2 separate regions of the Mus musculus genome follow, and region 2 is linked to region 1. The links are chromatin loops, found by intact Hi-C in ENCODE. Cell type or tissue: heart. All regions are shown on one strand.

Region 1 (8,000 bases):
GGCCGAAGTGTGAGGTGGACTCCAAGTGGAGTCAGGAGGGTCAGGGGAGTCAGGGGCTGCTCCTCCCTCTGCCTGTGCTGGCTGGGCAGGGGCAGCAGTGGCAGAAACAGGAACATAAGGAAGGGGACACAGATCCTCAGGAAGAGAGAGAGGAGCTCGGCAAGGGTGGGAGGGAAGCAGTGACGTCCACAGCACTTGGTCCAGATGGCCCCATGCCTCAGAAACTAAACATTTGCCCTATACATGATGGGGAGATAGAAAGTCCTGGCCATAGGTGGGCCATTCATTCCTGTAAGAGACGATTGGTTTTCAGAGATGAACAACCAGACTGAGTCTTCTGTGACTCTGCAAAAGTCCTTAAACTGGTTCAGGACCAAGCCCAGTGGTGTGCTTTGTGTCTTTTCCATTCTAGGAGTTCAGAAAAATCTGTAAGAGAGGAAAAAAAAAAAAAAAGCACAAACAGAATACATACAGACACACAAGGATGTTCCAGGGAAAACAGAAACAAAACAAAAAGTCTATCTCAGACAGTCTTACTTCCTGTGCATGAGAGACCCAAAGCAGGTTCAGAATTCAGATGAGAACTAGCAAGTTCTCCAGTTTCTGTTTGGGGGTCAGGAGCATCCTCCATTGCCCTGGCCAGATGACAAAATACATGTCCACTTTGTCCCTCTTGGCCTTCAGGTTAAACCCCAAACAGAATTAAACCTGAATCAGAAAGATATAGACAAGACGAAAGACAACTGTACACCTAGAGTTACCATTCGGAAAAACACTCCACTATTTGGCCAGGGGGTCTCTATCGAATCCTGGATGAGCCCCCAAATGTAAGGGTCTATGACTTACTGAAGAATGACACCCCAGGTTCAAATGGGATGTAAGTGCAAAGAGTGTTTTATTCTGCAGAAGCCCAGTATTTTGTGGTCTCCCTTTACCAAGATAGAGAGACAACCAAGTGAGCCTGATTTAAAGCACATTAGGAAATTGCAAAGTAGGTGGGCTTTGTCTTACTCTATCTCTAAGGACATTCTATTACTGGGACATGGGGGCTGGCTGGAAACTGCTGACCCATTGTCCTTGCTTTCGGCCAGGTGATGGGGCAGTTTCTGATTAGCTGCCTGAAGCCTGGGTTTTTAGCTCTAATGTCTTGAACTGCCTATTTGAAGCCTGTCATGGAGTCAGCCTGTCTCATCACCTATGAGAATGACCCAGGAGAGTGAGCTTTCAAAGACACAATAGAGTGGTGACCAGGAGACAGAATGGGAATTGCCATCCATGTTTAAGTTTGGAAAGATGAAATTGTGGATGAGGGAGATGGCAGGGATGATTGCACAACACGGACACACTTACTACCATGAAGTGGATGCTTAAACTGCAATTAAAAATGTTAGCTATTTCCAGTTTGTCCTCAACAAAGCTCTAGCATCTAATCCTCTCACTCCTACTTGACAGGTCTGTGTTCCAGTTTCCCATAATGTTTGGAATCTAGTATTAGCTCAAGGGTCCCTGAGTGGTCGCACAGAGGATACTACCAGATGCAAGATCGATAGCAAAAAGGACAGTGTTAGAAGGGACAATCAACAAGGACAGGCTAAATGACTGTCAGAAGCTCCTTCCCTTGCTCTTTCAGTTCTCCTAGTTGGGGACAGTAATTTAGTCCCTCAATTCCCCTGCTTAAGAAAAAAAAAATCCTCAACTCAGTAACTCAGCAAAAGGATTATTGCATGGTGGTTCAAGGCCTCGTGACTCAGTGTTATGTAACAGCCTGGTCTGCTTTAAAATAAAAGACATCAAAACACAAACAGCACTGTTCTGTTACATTTTAATTTCTTGGCATGTCTGTGCATGTAATTGGAGTTTAGGGGACAATTTTCAGGAATCAGTTCTCTTGCTTCCATCAGCTGGCACCTTGAGCCACTGGGCTATCTCAGGGAAAACCTGCCCCCTCATCTTGTGTTTTACCTTTTTTTAAAAAAAAGCATTTATAGATTCATTTTATTTCATGTTGGAGTGTTTTGTCTGCATGTGTATGTGTATACCATGTGTGTGCTTGGTACCCACAGGTGTTAGCATTCTGTTTATTTTCTGCTCCACAGTTACCTGGCAACAGTCAGGTAGGCCTGACCCCCTGTAAAAGGGGCTGCTTGCCCCCTCTCACTCTCTTGCTCCCTTGCTCTTTTCGCCTCTCTCCCCCCATTCCCTTACCCCTCCCCTCTCTCCACGTGCTCATGGCTGGCCTCTACTTCTCTACTCTCTCTCTTTCTCTCTGCCTTTTTCTTCCTCTACAACCATCTTGACTCCCCTCCCCATACCCTTAATAAACTCTATTCTATACTATACTGTCCTGTGGCTGGTCCCTCAAGGGGAAGGGATGCCTTGGCATGGGCCTGCTGAGGCACTCCCTCCCCCCATACCTGACTACACCTCCATAGAACATAACCTATCTTTTTATAAACACAACATTGTTGTCGTGACTCGGATTTAGAAACTCTGCAGGTTTCCATCGCCCCTGCTCTCACATGGAGATCCATACTTGCTAGCCTAAACTTGAGAGAACAGGTTAGTCCCCTCCTCACTCTGGTCAGAGTAAATGTCCGCATGGTCCCAGGGGAGAATTCTTGAGCTCAGAGCTACCCCTATACTGCCCTTAAGAATGGAGACATTCAGACTTTCCACTGACCCTTGTACTAGGACTTTTTCCCTTTGGTGAGATCTTCCTCTCTCCCTTTGAGACAGTTTCTTTCTCGAGGCTGAGAATCCTAGGCCAGGCCTGGATAAACTGTTCTCTGGGGGTATCAGCCCAGAGCATAGTCCTCAGCCCTCACGTGTCTCACCTATGGGTCTGTTCGCTGCCTTGGACATACTTTCTGGAATGTCTTGGTCTAATTCACAGTTAACAGAAAACAATATCTCTACATGGCCACTAAACTGGCACTTTCTCGCTAGTGATTTGTAGCTTAGACTTCGCCTCCCTCTCTCCCTCATTTGCCCACTTCCACTGGCCACTGCAGCTGCTGGTTCCGCAGGTTCACCGCCTAAAAAACAGTTCTGGCTCCACCTCTTGTGTCCTGCCAGGGAACCTGTGAAACTTGCTTTCCCCGTATGTGTGACCACCTGCTACCCCTATACTTGTGAGCTTTCTCGAGAGAGGGACTCCTGCGCTGTGCCCGCCAGTAGTTGCTTTTGGGTGTCCTGCTTGGCTGCAGCCTTGAGAAAAAGTTTTGCCTTTTCCAAGAATCCATCTTCCCATGCATGCGCGGGAGCCCCTCCCGCCCCCTCTCTCTCACTCTCTACCTGGGACTTATAAAGTGAAGGCTTGCAGCTCCATGTGCCACAAGAATAGCGTGCACGTTGCTGGGGTGCTACTTCAGGTGCTTCCTTTTCCACGCCCACCACAGGCTCCAACAGCTGGAAGCACTGGGCCATGACTTCCTGCTGCTGAGAGGAAGTCCCACCCCAGCTTGGCTGAAGCAAACACATCAGGTCAGCTGCTGTCTGTCACCGCTGCTGCTGTCTTGAAATGAAGGCAGCAACAGCCATATGTGCACGCCTCTCTCAGCCGACCGGCCTGCTCTCTTTACAATCTGTTTCGTCAGTGATACATGCTCGTGCCCCTGGCCTGTTCTCGTGGCCTGCCTGCACAGTCCTCATCACAGGCCTGAACCTACCTGGGCAAACTCACTTTCTGTCACCACTATCTCTCTACTTACACAACCTGTCAAAGCCACTTCAGATTTTCATTCTTATTCTGTCTTGATTTTCATTCTTATTCTGTCTTGATTTTCACTACTGCCATTAAATTGTGGTGTGCTCTATTCAGATATAACCAATCGATATAGCCCTCAATCTTATCAGAAGTCTGCTAATTATTAATATATGTAAGTTTATAACAGACAGAATCTCCTGGAACCTTTAACTGTTAACTCCCACAAAGTCTCAGAAGATTTGAACCCAGCTTCAAGACAGATATAAATTTCTTAAACCTTAGGATAATGATGTCTTTCTATTTGTCCTATTCTGGCTCTGTAAGTAGTCAACCAACTCCCTGTTCTGTGCTTCTGTCTTTGACCATCTTATTTATTTATTTATTTATTTATTTATACATACATACATACATACATACATATATACATACATACAGTACATTGTCTTCAATTCACACCAGAAAAGGGCATTGGATACCATTACAGATGATTGTGAGCCACCATGTGGTTGCTGGGAATTGAACTCAGGTCCTCTGGAAGAGTAGTCAGTAATCTTAACTGCTGAGCCATCTCTCCAGTTCACCTTTGTTCATCTTAAACAGAGTGTTGCCTGATTCTAGATTCACAAATTAAGGCAAGCCCAACTTAGTGAGACCCAGTCTAAAAAAAACGGACACAATCCCTAGGTGTTCCCAGGTTGAGATTTCTATCTACACTGTAGGGGTGTTTCCTGCTTCATGCCTTGTCTCCAAAGGCTGCTGCTGAGGCTACAGTGACCCTCCTGGGCTCCCTTCCTAGCTCTCTACCATCTATATAGACAATGGTACCTGTTTAGCTGCCAACTTCAAGCCCTCTGCCACCTCCAAAGCCAGGACTATAGAGGCTTGTCATGGTGTGCCCTCTTCCTTCACGAATCCCCTCTTGTCAGGGCTCATACAGGACCTTGTCTCTTCTGGAGCCCAACAGTGTCATGTCGTCTTCACTATATGACTCAGATGTGACAGCCATATCCTTAGCCTTGGGGAATTTATTTTTACCCTATCTATCTATCTATCTATCTATCTATCTATCTATCTATCTATCTATCTATCAACAAGGTTTCTCTGTGTAGTCCTGGCTGGAGCTTACTCTGTAGACCAGGCTGGCCTTAATTTCAGTTCTGCCTCCCAAACCCAGGGATTAAAAGCATGTGTGCACTACCATGCCCTGCCACACCCAGTGGTGAGCTGCTCTTTAACCTTTGCATCTTCCTGGACTTTTCATTCTGTGGCCAGCATTTCCCAACACCCAGAACAGCTGTGAGTGGCTGGACTGGAAAAGATCCTGAGAGAGGTCTCTGCAGCATTCCACAGTCTCATCTCCCCAGGTTCAATGAGACAGTTCAGGCCTTCCTGCCTTTGAGAGCCTCTTGCTGAGTCTGCTCATGGACCTAAGGCTTGGCTACCTGGATTTTCTTTCTTCTCCCTTTCTTCCATGTCTCTCAGCCACATTCTCTAGGGTGGTCCCTATGAACTAAAGGTTTCTTCTGCATTTCTGGGCACTGCAATACAAGATCTTCTAGGAGCCCAGAAGCCCTCAACTCTCTTTGTGTAGCCTGGAGCGGAATGATGGCTCACTTTCAGTAGCCTGAGAGGACAGTAAGGCATTTCCTGTGGTCCCTCCACCACATCCAAAACTGGACCCTGCTCTAGGCTGTAGTCTTGGGTGGGATGGATGTGCCGTACTTGGCCTGCAGTCTGCCTGAGTCATTCTTCCTGGATGGTTCACTCCTGATTTCCAGGGCAGCTATGTGAAACAGATCTTGACCAAGATTGGGAGCAAGCCACACCCTCCATTACCTCCTGTTTTTAAAATCACAGTTTTTCTTTTCAGTTGTACATGGGAAACAACAATAAATAACATAGTCAACTGGAAGGGGAGAGGGAGAGAAGAGGGACTGTTGTGTCATATGGCTCTCTGAGAAATTGCTCCTAAATTATTTATCACACTCACACACACATATATAAACCTATCGTTCTCTCTCTCTCTCTCTCTCTCTCTCTCTCTCTCTCTCTCTCTCTCTCTCTCTCTCTCTGAGACAAGATCTTTGTAGCCCTGACTGTCCTGGAACTCACTATGGAACCAGACTGGCCAGGATTGTACAGAAATCTGTCTGCCTATGACTCTCAAATGCTAGGATTAACGGCACAAGCTACTGGCATACTGCCTGGCATATATGTTTAGTTCCTCTTAGACCACTGCATAGCCTAAGAGCTTCCTGTTAGAAGGAAGCCTACTTTCCTAGAGGCAGGATGGCTTCTTCCTGTTGACTTGTGTCCTACTTCCTGCTCTTAGCCTAAGGACTCAGGGCCACAAAGTGAGAGGCCTTGAATAGTTGTCCCAGCAGCAGCCGTGGAAGTCGCCAAGGAAGCAATTACTCCTGCACTGCCACCAAGTCCATCTCCACTGTTCAGGCAGCAAAGGCATCAAGAGGCGGTGAAGTTTTGTGTTGCAATTTCTAAAAATAAAATTTGCTAATTTTGAAATACATTTGAGATTTCCTTTGGTTTTACAGAATTGCTCACAGGTCCATCTCTTCTGCCTGCTCTCAACGGTCACACTGCTACCCTTCTCATGGTAGGCTAACCCGAGAAAGTTCTGTTAACCCTTCTGCCACCTGCCTCTGACTGTGAGAGGCCACTGCCTTGTCTCAGCTGTCTGGGCCTGTCACAGATACCTCAGGTTGAGTGGCTTCAACACAGGCATTTGTTTCTCATTGTTGATGCTGGATCAAGACAGTACAGTTGGGCTCACTGTTGAAGTTCTTTCACTCAGGGGACAAGCCCACCATGAGGACACCACTGTCACAACCACAGCTACCCAGAGTCATCTCCTCAAATCCTTGGTGTCAAATACAAGGAGTCAGCAGTCCAGCCTGAACGGTCAGGGTGCACAGCAGGGTGGGCTCCCTGCCTTCCTGTGGGTAGCCCCCCAGTTCCCACTCATGCTTGCCAGGGGTAACTGAAACACTGCCAGCTTTCCTCTTATCTTCCAGGACTAGCAGCAAGAAAGTGCCTCCTAAAATTATTACCCTGGATGCTATTGGTTTTTGACAGTGCTTTTTGAAGAAACCCAAGAACAGTGGAGTGTTGTGTTCCTTTGTCTTCAAGGAAGCTACTGCAGAAAAACCCTTCCTGGAGGAGAAAGTTCTAAGATGCTGACATCAAGCTGCCCTCTGTGCTGTTCTGAAGATATCCCAGGCTGCTACATGTCAAAATGCATTAAATGCACAGTGACTGTTTGTCCTTTGTTCCTCCACTTCTGAACAATTATTCATAAGCATGCCCTTTCACTAGAAAAGCACTAAATCAAATTTTGCCATGATGTGTTTGGTTCTAACCAGGACACAAGGTGGTGAGGTGGCTGCAGGTGAGTCTGTGTTTTAGCTCTGGTCTTTTTAAACGCTTGTCTCTGTTGATATGATGTTGGTGGTTTCATTGTATATAGGAATAATAAATAATTACAGCCAGCATTTATTGAATTCTTTACATGTGCTCAGACAATGAATCTTTACAGAAATCTGAGATAGATATTTTTATCCATGAAACCATGAAATATCAAATAATCTAATTTTCTTCCTGCTCTTCAGATTCTGAGAATATCCTAGCAAAGAACAAATTTTTACTGTTGTTTGGTTGGTTTTTAATTTATGTATATGGGTGTTTTGCTTGCATGTAAGCCTGTATAGCATGTGTATGCCTGGTGCCTTTAGTGGTCAGGAGAAGGCTTTGAACTCCCTAGGACTAAGTTACAGATGGTTGTGAACCTTTATGTAGGGCCTGGGAGCTGAACTCTGACCCTCTGCAAGAGTAGCAACTGCTCTGAATTGCTGAGTCATCGCTCTAGCCCTTTGGTTTGTTGATTTTTGTTTTTGTTTTGCTGTTGTTTGTTTGCTTTTAGTCCAGGCTGTCCTGGAGCCTGGAATCTACCGGCCCCTGCCTCCTGAGGCTATAGAAATGTGCCACCATGTCCAACTAGAAGAAATCTTTATTGTTCTCTAAAATTGAGATCGAGAAAGAGAAGAAAGAGAGTGTGTTATAGAAACAGAGAAAGAGAAAGACAAAATCAAAATAAAGATGTGGAGGAAGACTGGAAAGGAGGAGAGAGAGAGTAGGGGAGAAAGAGGAGACTAAGGAAAAGTAAGGGTGGAGACAAGGAAAGGGTGGGGGTTGGCAATCTCTGGTAAGAAGAGAGGAAAATATTTTTTTTAGTTCTGGTGCGAGCTCCCCATCCAGGAAAAACTTGGCAGAGAATCTG
Region 2 (8,000 bases), 69 kb before region 1:
TTGGAATCTGCTGTAGCATATGTAGTGTTTTATAACCCGTGAGATTTGAAAGCTGGATTTGCCCCTAGCTGTGTGATGGTGGGTAAGTTGCTTGGTCTCCCTGAACCTCAGTTTTATCAATGTGAGATGATAGGAAAATTAAAGTGAATGATACCTGGGCTGCTGAGATTCTCAGTGAGTTTGGGGGTACCTATCATCAAGCCTGACGTGGACTTTATGAGTATGGTGGAAGGAGAGAAGCAATTCCCACTTGTTTTCCTCTGACCTCTGCTTTTGTTTCATGACTGGTGCTCACAAGCATGTGCTCATACATGCACATTTAATAAAACACCAGTACCTGAGATGCTGATAGCTAAAGGAATTGTATTTTTGGTTTAAATAATCTACGTCATTATAAAAAAGCTAATAAGTCTTGTTTTGAATCAGTCTTTTCTTGTTGTTGTTTTTTGTCTTTTCTTTTTTCGAGACAGGGTTTCGCTGTATAGCTCTGGCTGTCCTGGAACTCACTTTGTAGACCAGGCTGGCCTCAAACTCAGAAATCCGTCTGCCTCTGCCTCCCAAGTGCTGGGATTAAAGGCGTGCGCCACCACACCGATCATTTTGAGACAGTCTTAAACACCCTCTCCACCCTGGCTCCCTGGTACTCAGGATGTAAATCAGGCTGATCCTCAAACTCAGACCCACCTGCCTCTGCCTCCCTAGTCCTGGTGCACCTCCCCATGCCTAGCAAATGTTGGTCTTGCTCTGTGGCATTTAGTTGAAATAAGCTGTGTCTTTAAAGTTGATGACCTCCTATTCTTTTTTCATTGATTTATCTCTGAGGGGCCACACTTGGCTATCTCACCCGGAGCTGTTTGGGCACCTGGCTGGTATGAGCTAGCTTGTAACAGGTGAGGTGATAGAGTTCCCGAGGAGCCGTGACTAAGCACTCAGGTGCTCAGACGGCCTTTACCACTTCATGTTTTGTGAGTGAATTATTCCAAAAGTGAGAGCACATTGCAGTTGCTTTAATTGCATGCTTCACTCTGACTGGTTAAACCACCCTCATGTGTTAATGGACATGTCTCATTCTTGGTTTTGTTTTGTTTTGTTTTGTCTGAGACAGGGTTTCTCTGTGTAGCCCTGACTGTCCTGGAACTCACTCTGTAGACCGGACTGGCCTGGAACCCAGAAATCCGCCTGCCTCTGCCTCCCGCCACCACTGCCTAGCACATGTCTCATTCTTAACTGCATCTTGGATGATTGATACTTCACTCTTTTGCTTTGTTTTTTATTTTCTCCTAAAAGGATCTTTTTATTTACATTTACTTAGAAACAGTATTCAAGATATCTTAAAGGGAAATGCCTTTGGTTGCACGGCAAGTTAAGGATAACCTCCTGTCACTGACTTCATTTGTCCCCTTCGAAGGGCTCACCTCTGCATTTTCCAGCACTTCTGGAATAACCAGGAAAAGCATATTGTTGCTGCATTAGGTGACATTGACACTTGTGGATCTGCCTTAGAGGGTGCTAGCAAATGATAGATAGCAAGTCTTTGAAAGCCTAGGCCTGAGACTGTCCACATAGAAGCTGGCACATTGTTTGAGAAGTGATGGCTGCTTGTGGCAGCTGTGTTTGCAGGCAGATTGCTATGGTCTGGGTCCCCTTTGTCCTATTGGGTCTGGAGTGTTTCCACACACGGTTACAGCATATGTTGGGAGCAGACAAGAAAGGCTTCCTGAGGAAGTGGCATTGAGACTTCACCTCACAATGATGAATGAAAAATGCTTCAAAAGGAGAAAGCAGTTGGAGGGCCGAGGACACAGCAAGAGGCTCAAGCATGCAAGGTCAGAGGAATACCCTCTCCACACCCCAGCTTTGGAGAACAGGGGAGGTGACCAACCTTAGTGACCATGTAGAGACAGGAGGTAGTAGAGAGCCATTGAATGATTTTGCAGTTGTTGAAGAAATGAGCATGAGGTGGAGAGGAGGCACACTGGGAGGCTGGTGTAGTTTGTGATCTGCAGACTGCCTGCTTCCTGTTATTCTGCATATGTGGTCTCACAAGCTGGAGGGATCCTTTAAAAATGGAAATATCTGGAGGTCACTTCTCTGGGCTGACTCCTCCTGTTTCTGTTGAAATGTATTGACAGTTCTGGGGTCTACTAGAATATCTACCTCTGTTCTTCTCTCCCTCCCATTACCATCCTGCCCTTTGGCTCTTGTGCCTACCACTCCCCTTAGGGGTGCTGGTGCTGCCTTGCTGTCCCTGGCCATCAGTGTTAGCTTGTTCCCCAGCCTCTGTCTGTTTTAGGCATGTTGGTATTTGTCCGAGTACCTCATTGGTTTTAGAAAGGGAAAGTTGAGGGTCCCGGGAGTGGTCCAGGGTTAAAGTGTACGTTTCATTTGACAGATTCTAGAGGTGGGAAAAAACCGACTCTGTGAGGGGGTGGCATTTGGAAACATAAAGGCAGACGTGGGGAAGTGTGAACCTCAGGCAGATCTGACTGGGTAGAGTTTGGGGTGGTGTCTAAGAGAGACCCAGGGACCAGAGTGTCTGCTAAGGGAAAGCCCAGCAGCAGAGTTGGCCCAGCTCTACCTAAGGGACTGCCATTTGTCCCCATCTTGAGGACTCTGCCTAGGATCCAAAGCTGCCAGTCAGGAGAAAGAGGAGGAGAGTGGTGCTGAAATCATGGTAAGCTGTGTTGGGCTGTAAGTAAGTAGAATGCAAGAACTATGACAGTCTAGCTGGGAAGGGGGTTGTTTGGGAAGGTCAGCGTAGGGCTAGCAGCACCAGCAAGGAGAGCATGTCTGTGACCACCAGAGAGGGCAGAAATTGAGGCCACTGCTTGACCCTGGCCCTAGGGGCCTGTGTCTGCTGTTACTGGAGTGGGACTCTAGGGCAGTAGCCTTGGGGTGGGTAGCATGGCCAACCAGGCCAGTAGAGATTTTATTGATGGTGGTTTTTGACTCTGGGGCTGATGACGAGCATCTTGGTAACTATGGCAACTGGTTAAGGGCAGTATTTCCTGCCCTTCTTGGGAGGGAAAAACAACCAAATAAAACCTTAGGGTTGGCTGGTGAGTATAACTTTCATCCCAGCTCTGAGCAACAGAGGCAAGAAGATCTCTGAGTTTTAGTCCAGCCTGGTCTGCTTGAGACTGTCTTCAGGCTCTCTGAGACCACATTCACACATGGGTTGAACGCATGCTCCAAGTCTGTTCTGTGAAGGTCCTGACATTTTAGGAAGATTCTGTGACCCGTGAACTCCACACTTAAGAGTTCATGTTGAGGATTTTAAGAAATTGCTCTTTGGAATGCACTACATGTGTGTGTGTGTGTGTGTGTGAGAGAGAGAGAGAGAGAGAGAGAGAGAGACAGACAGACAGACAGACCGACAGACGTCTGTCTTGTCCATCCCTGGCTTTTAAGTGCCTGTGCCCTTAAATGAATCCTTTAGGTCTGCTTTAGGTCTGGCCTTAGATTGTCAAGGGAAGCCCAGTGACATTTAAAAATCGAATTATTTGAGTTATTTGTCTAATACAAAAAAAGATCAAAGTGAGTTTATAAACAGATGCTTCCCTCTTAATCTTGGAGCTCTGTAGTGGAAAATTCAACCAAAGATGGGAAATATTTAGAAAAAACAGAAAAAAAAAAACCCCAAACAATAGAAAATGATACAATAAAAGTAACACAAGTTAAAGATACAATGTGACTCTAGCCCTTCACTGTGCTAGTGTGGCAGGCTCTGTAGCACAAGCTGAGTGCCCAGCCATGTTTCAGAGGCATCTTTCTGAGGCCTTGATAGGTACCAGTTGTACCTTGTTTGCTTTGCTTGTTTAAATGAGAGGCAACCATTTTACTATTCTTTGCCACATAAGGAATTACCTCTCTTCAAATGAACTTAAAATATCTCCTATTTTTAACTAAAAATATACTCCTATTTTTAACCGAGTGTTTTCTTTTGAGTTTTTGTTCTCAAGGTTCTGTTGGGTCTTCTGTTAAAAAGGAAAAAAAAAAAAACTCTTTATAATGGAAATTTTCAAATCCGGTAATGTGTTGAAGCCTCGGGCAATCCTGTTCTTGCCCCACCCTACCCATATCCTGTCTGCTGCAGGCTCTAAGCCGAGGGGAGAGGGAAGTGTCCTGGGTAGGGTGAGGCAGATAAATCCCTTCAGCCCTAGAGGGTGGATTGCTGCAGCCCTAGTTCCTATAATAGTAGTACATGCTGGGATTTAGTACTGAGGTGATGGGAATTACTTATTCAAAGAGACTGGGTTTCCAGTCAGTTCCTCAGTGTGCCCATATATTGAATGAATACTAATTTTTCTTGGTGAGTGGCCAGAGAAAGATACATTACTATTTTGAAGGTAAATGTGTTTTAAATCTATGTGCAAATATTTTAAAATTGTAGCCAAGACAGTCCGCAGATACTGTTCAGTAAATTGAAGTCTAAACAACATCCAAGAGGGTAGAGAGGAATTGGAAGTGAGGCCTGAGGGAAAGGGTGGCTTGTTTGTGTCACCCCAGAGCCAGATGTCCTAGGAATAGTCTGGGAGGAGATGGATGGATGGACTCTTACCATAGGGCAGAGGCGACTGGATGCATGGGAAGAGTGATACTTGGTTCTTATTGGTGGGGTGCTAGGGGGGCATCCATCTTTTAGGGCTCTTGAGGTGTGGCATGTAGTCTGCCTCTCTCTGGGCTCAGAGCCAGTCTCAGCTTTCCTGGAGCCATTCTGTTTGGCAAACAGACCTGGGAGGAGAGGTACATTGAGGGGACTAGATCTTCTCTTCTTTTAGAGGGGTGGGCTGCTCTGTGTGGGGCACTAAGAATCAGGAGGTGATTGTACAGTTCCCACAGAGAGCAGGGACTGAGCCTGGCCCTTCATGGATGGGGTAGAACTAAGAAGCAAGAGACCCGTCAAAGGCATTGACAGTAGCACTTCTGGATGGAGGGGGGTCAAGTCCCTGAGAGTGCTCGATGGGATGACTGTCTTCCCTCCATGCCTCTACTCCATACTGCTTCTTGCTGCCTCCTGCTTCTCTCAGAAGTCAGAACCTCAGCCAAGTTTCTGGCCTTAGGGGCCAGTTTCTCCCTAAAGTGAGGGAGGAGACTTGGTAACCATTTTCCTGGCTTATGCATTCTGTGGGCCCTTGATTAGACCTACAGCTGGAAGGAGCACAATGAGGATGTAGGAGTGCCATTTGTTATTTACAATTTTCTACCTAAAGAAAATCTGGGCTAAAATTAACACACCAAGTAATGAGTTCCGTTATCTTTGTCTGTTTTGCCTTGCTAAGTGTGGAGCCCAAGTTCTGGATATTCTAGGCATGTGCTCTGCTACTGCATTGCACCACCAGGCTCTGCTGTGGTTTCCGTGCCCAGGGCTTTGTTTGACCCACACTGACCTTGGATCTACTGTGTAGTGAAGAACTTCTGTTCTTCCAGTTTCTACTCCTAATGCGACCATAAGCATGTGTGGTGCTAAGGATCAAATCCAGGGCTTCTGGCAGCCTAGGCAAGCACTCATCTAGCTGGGTCACATTCCCAGTTCTCACGCCTGTTTGTAGAAGAGTCAGGTAGCTGTCCTTTAAGAGACTGTAATACAGTAAGTCTAGGAGTTGTGGAGTCTCAGGCTGTGGTCTCTTATTTCCCTTGGTGTCTTCTTCACAGTAATCAAGGACGTGTTCTCTTTTGGGAAAATTTGTTACTGGAAGCCTCTGTCCTAACAGCGGAGAAGTTGAAACTTCCCAAAGCAATTTATTAGGTTACTTAAAATAAACACGGTGTTTGAGATACTCTCGAACTTTATTTCATAGAGCATAGGAATTACCAAATATAGTTAGTTAGAATTGAGAAAGACAGAGTTTGCCCATAGAGTATGTGCTGAGAATAGCTTAGGTTTGTGTTGTTTGTGTGTTTGCTTTAAGGCGGTCTTGTTGGGTAGTCCAGATGTCTTCATACATACTTGTGATTCTCCTGACTCCCCAAGTGATGGGATTATAGGACTATGACACCAGGTCTAACTTTACATAGGTGATTTAAAATTTTTATTTTTAAATTTTTTACTTTGTGTGTGTGCGTGCCACATATGTGTGTGCCCATTGAGGCCAGAAGGCCTGGAGCTGAAGGTACATACAATGTAGCTAAGCCTCTCATGAGATGCTGGGAACTGAACTTGGGTTCTTAGAAGAACAGCCAGTGTTCTTAACCACTGAACCATCTCTCTATCCCTTAATTGAAATTTTTTAGAAGATTTACTTTTAAGTAAGTGTGTGTGTGTGTGTGTGTGTGTGTGTGTGTGTACGTACATACATACACATTTGCTCCTAGGGGTTAAAGAGGACATCAGAGCCCTTGGAGCACACTATGGTCATGATCATTCTAATAGTTACTTAAAGTTTGTCTTCTAACTGTTTTAACTGGCTTTTACTGTATGAATCTATAGAAATGGGTACCCAGCCCCCAGCCTACCTTTACACCAAGATTACCAAGCCAAGATCAGTGGCCTGCTTATTTCCAGAAGCAATTACACCCTTTATATAATGGGATTCTGTTTCTAGTCCAGTACTGTAATCTATGTTTGTGCATTTTTATTAATTTTTAATTGCCTTCTTCCTCCCTTTCCCCATCCCTTGGGCCTGTGTTTGTTTATAGACCTACTTAGTTGTGACTGTTTCCTGAGAGTGTTCTCAGGTAGCTCCACTGTCTTGAGGATGGTACTGGGTAATGTTGTCCTAGTATTAGCAAGTGGGGTATTAAGGAGAAAAGGTTTTTGACAAAACTCACCGTAAAAGAACTGGCAAGTAGCCAGCCAAGGACTAGAGGAGAAATGGTGGCTCATGTATGAATCTATCCAAGGATGATTGTCGCAAGCACTGTTAGAGACTTGATCAGAAAGCGGAAGCTTCCCTAAAAGCTGGGCGTGGTTGGCTGCACCTGCTTGCTACCTCAGCACACTTGGGAGGTAAGTCATGAGGACCAGGACCTCAGGGTTGCCCTTGAGGAAATTGCCCCTGTGTAGGAAATTCACGACCCCTGGTTGAAGACCCAGCCTGAAAAAACGGCAGAAAAGTCTTCCCTTTCTGTCCCCCTGCTTCCTCCTCTGCCCCTGGAGCCCTGTGAGTTTCTTGTCCTCAGCTTTGTTGTCTGTGGAGTGTCAGACTGATTAGAAATAAGAGTTCTGTTGTCCTGTCACACATGTCGTTAGAGAGTGATAAGTCAGATAAATGTGCAGGAGATGCCAAAGGCAGAAGTAATAAAGCTGCCCCAAAGTGGGTGAGGGGAACAAGAGGTTCAACTTCATGGAGCTTTTTCGTTTACTTTGTTACTGAACTAGAATTAATAGACTGTGGAAAAAGACCTTGTCACCAATGATAATTCTCCCTGAAGGTTGACAGTGACATGTTGGTTCTCCCTGTGGGTGACCTCAGCATAGTGAGGCCCTTGCCTCTGGGGACTTTGGTTTTCCTCTGTAAATAAGGAAATCTATATGGTTGCCTGGATTAGAAATCTGTTTCCTTCTGCAGTTGGGCTGCAATCCCGTGGGAAGGCATGTGTGTGTTGTTGAGTGAACAGTTGAGTGCAGTTGTACCTGGTGCTCTACCCGATTGCCTTTTCTGTCTCTGATAGGTTGGTTGCAGGGCAGGGGAGCCTGGGTTGTGGTACTGTTCCCTTCTGTCAGGTTCTGCTACTGGAGGGAGTGGAAGGCTAAAAGTTCTAACAGGATTGCATGAACATGTTTGTGGCGGGGCTAGTTTGAGCCTTTGCCAATCTTTCATTCTGTAGTGGGAATAAGTAACTAATCAAGAGTAACTCGTGAGTCATAAAACACCCAGGGGATTCCAGCCATGGCCTGAATGGTGCTTGTTACCAGACCAGCATTGCTTCAGTACCTCGTTGACCATTTGCTATGGGTCATTTCTTTCTCAATTTGATTTTTTTTTTTTTTTGCTTTTGTTTTATAAAAATCTCAGTCCTTGGTTTTTCTGAGAATTGTTTTATGCCCCTTCAAGTGT

Evidence for each region. Peaks named below come from ENCODE experiments on the same cell type or tissue, not always from the same donor. Only the 100,000 strongest peaks of a DNase experiment are listed, where the experiment ranks them.
Region 2: a loop joins it to region 1, with 2.1 times the contacts of the local background. A loop is called at or near these places in 6 of 42 quality-filtered maps.

The regions. Positions count from the first base shown.
Region 1 is chr11:22,778,379-22,786,378 of GRCm38, reverse strand. No RefSeq gene overlaps it. Among named protein-coding and RNA genes, the nearest start is that of B3gnt2, 77 kb to the left of the region's middle. In heart, no CTCF peak of the experiment used is centred here; DNase peaks (open chromatin) are centred at 3,398, 5,428 and 6,038; H3K27ac peaks cover 773 bases.
Region 2 is chr11:22,847,675-22,855,674 of GRCm38, reverse strand. The region is part of intron 1 of B3gnt2 (UDP-GlcNAc:betaGal beta-1,3-N-acetylglucosaminyltransferase 2); the gene reads left to right. Among named protein-coding and RNA genes, the nearest start is that of B3gnt2, 8.1 kb to the left of the region's middle. In heart, no CTCF peak of the experiment used is centred here; DNase peaks (open chromatin) are centred at 4,104, 5,384, 6,944 and 7,764; H3K27ac peaks cover 859 bases.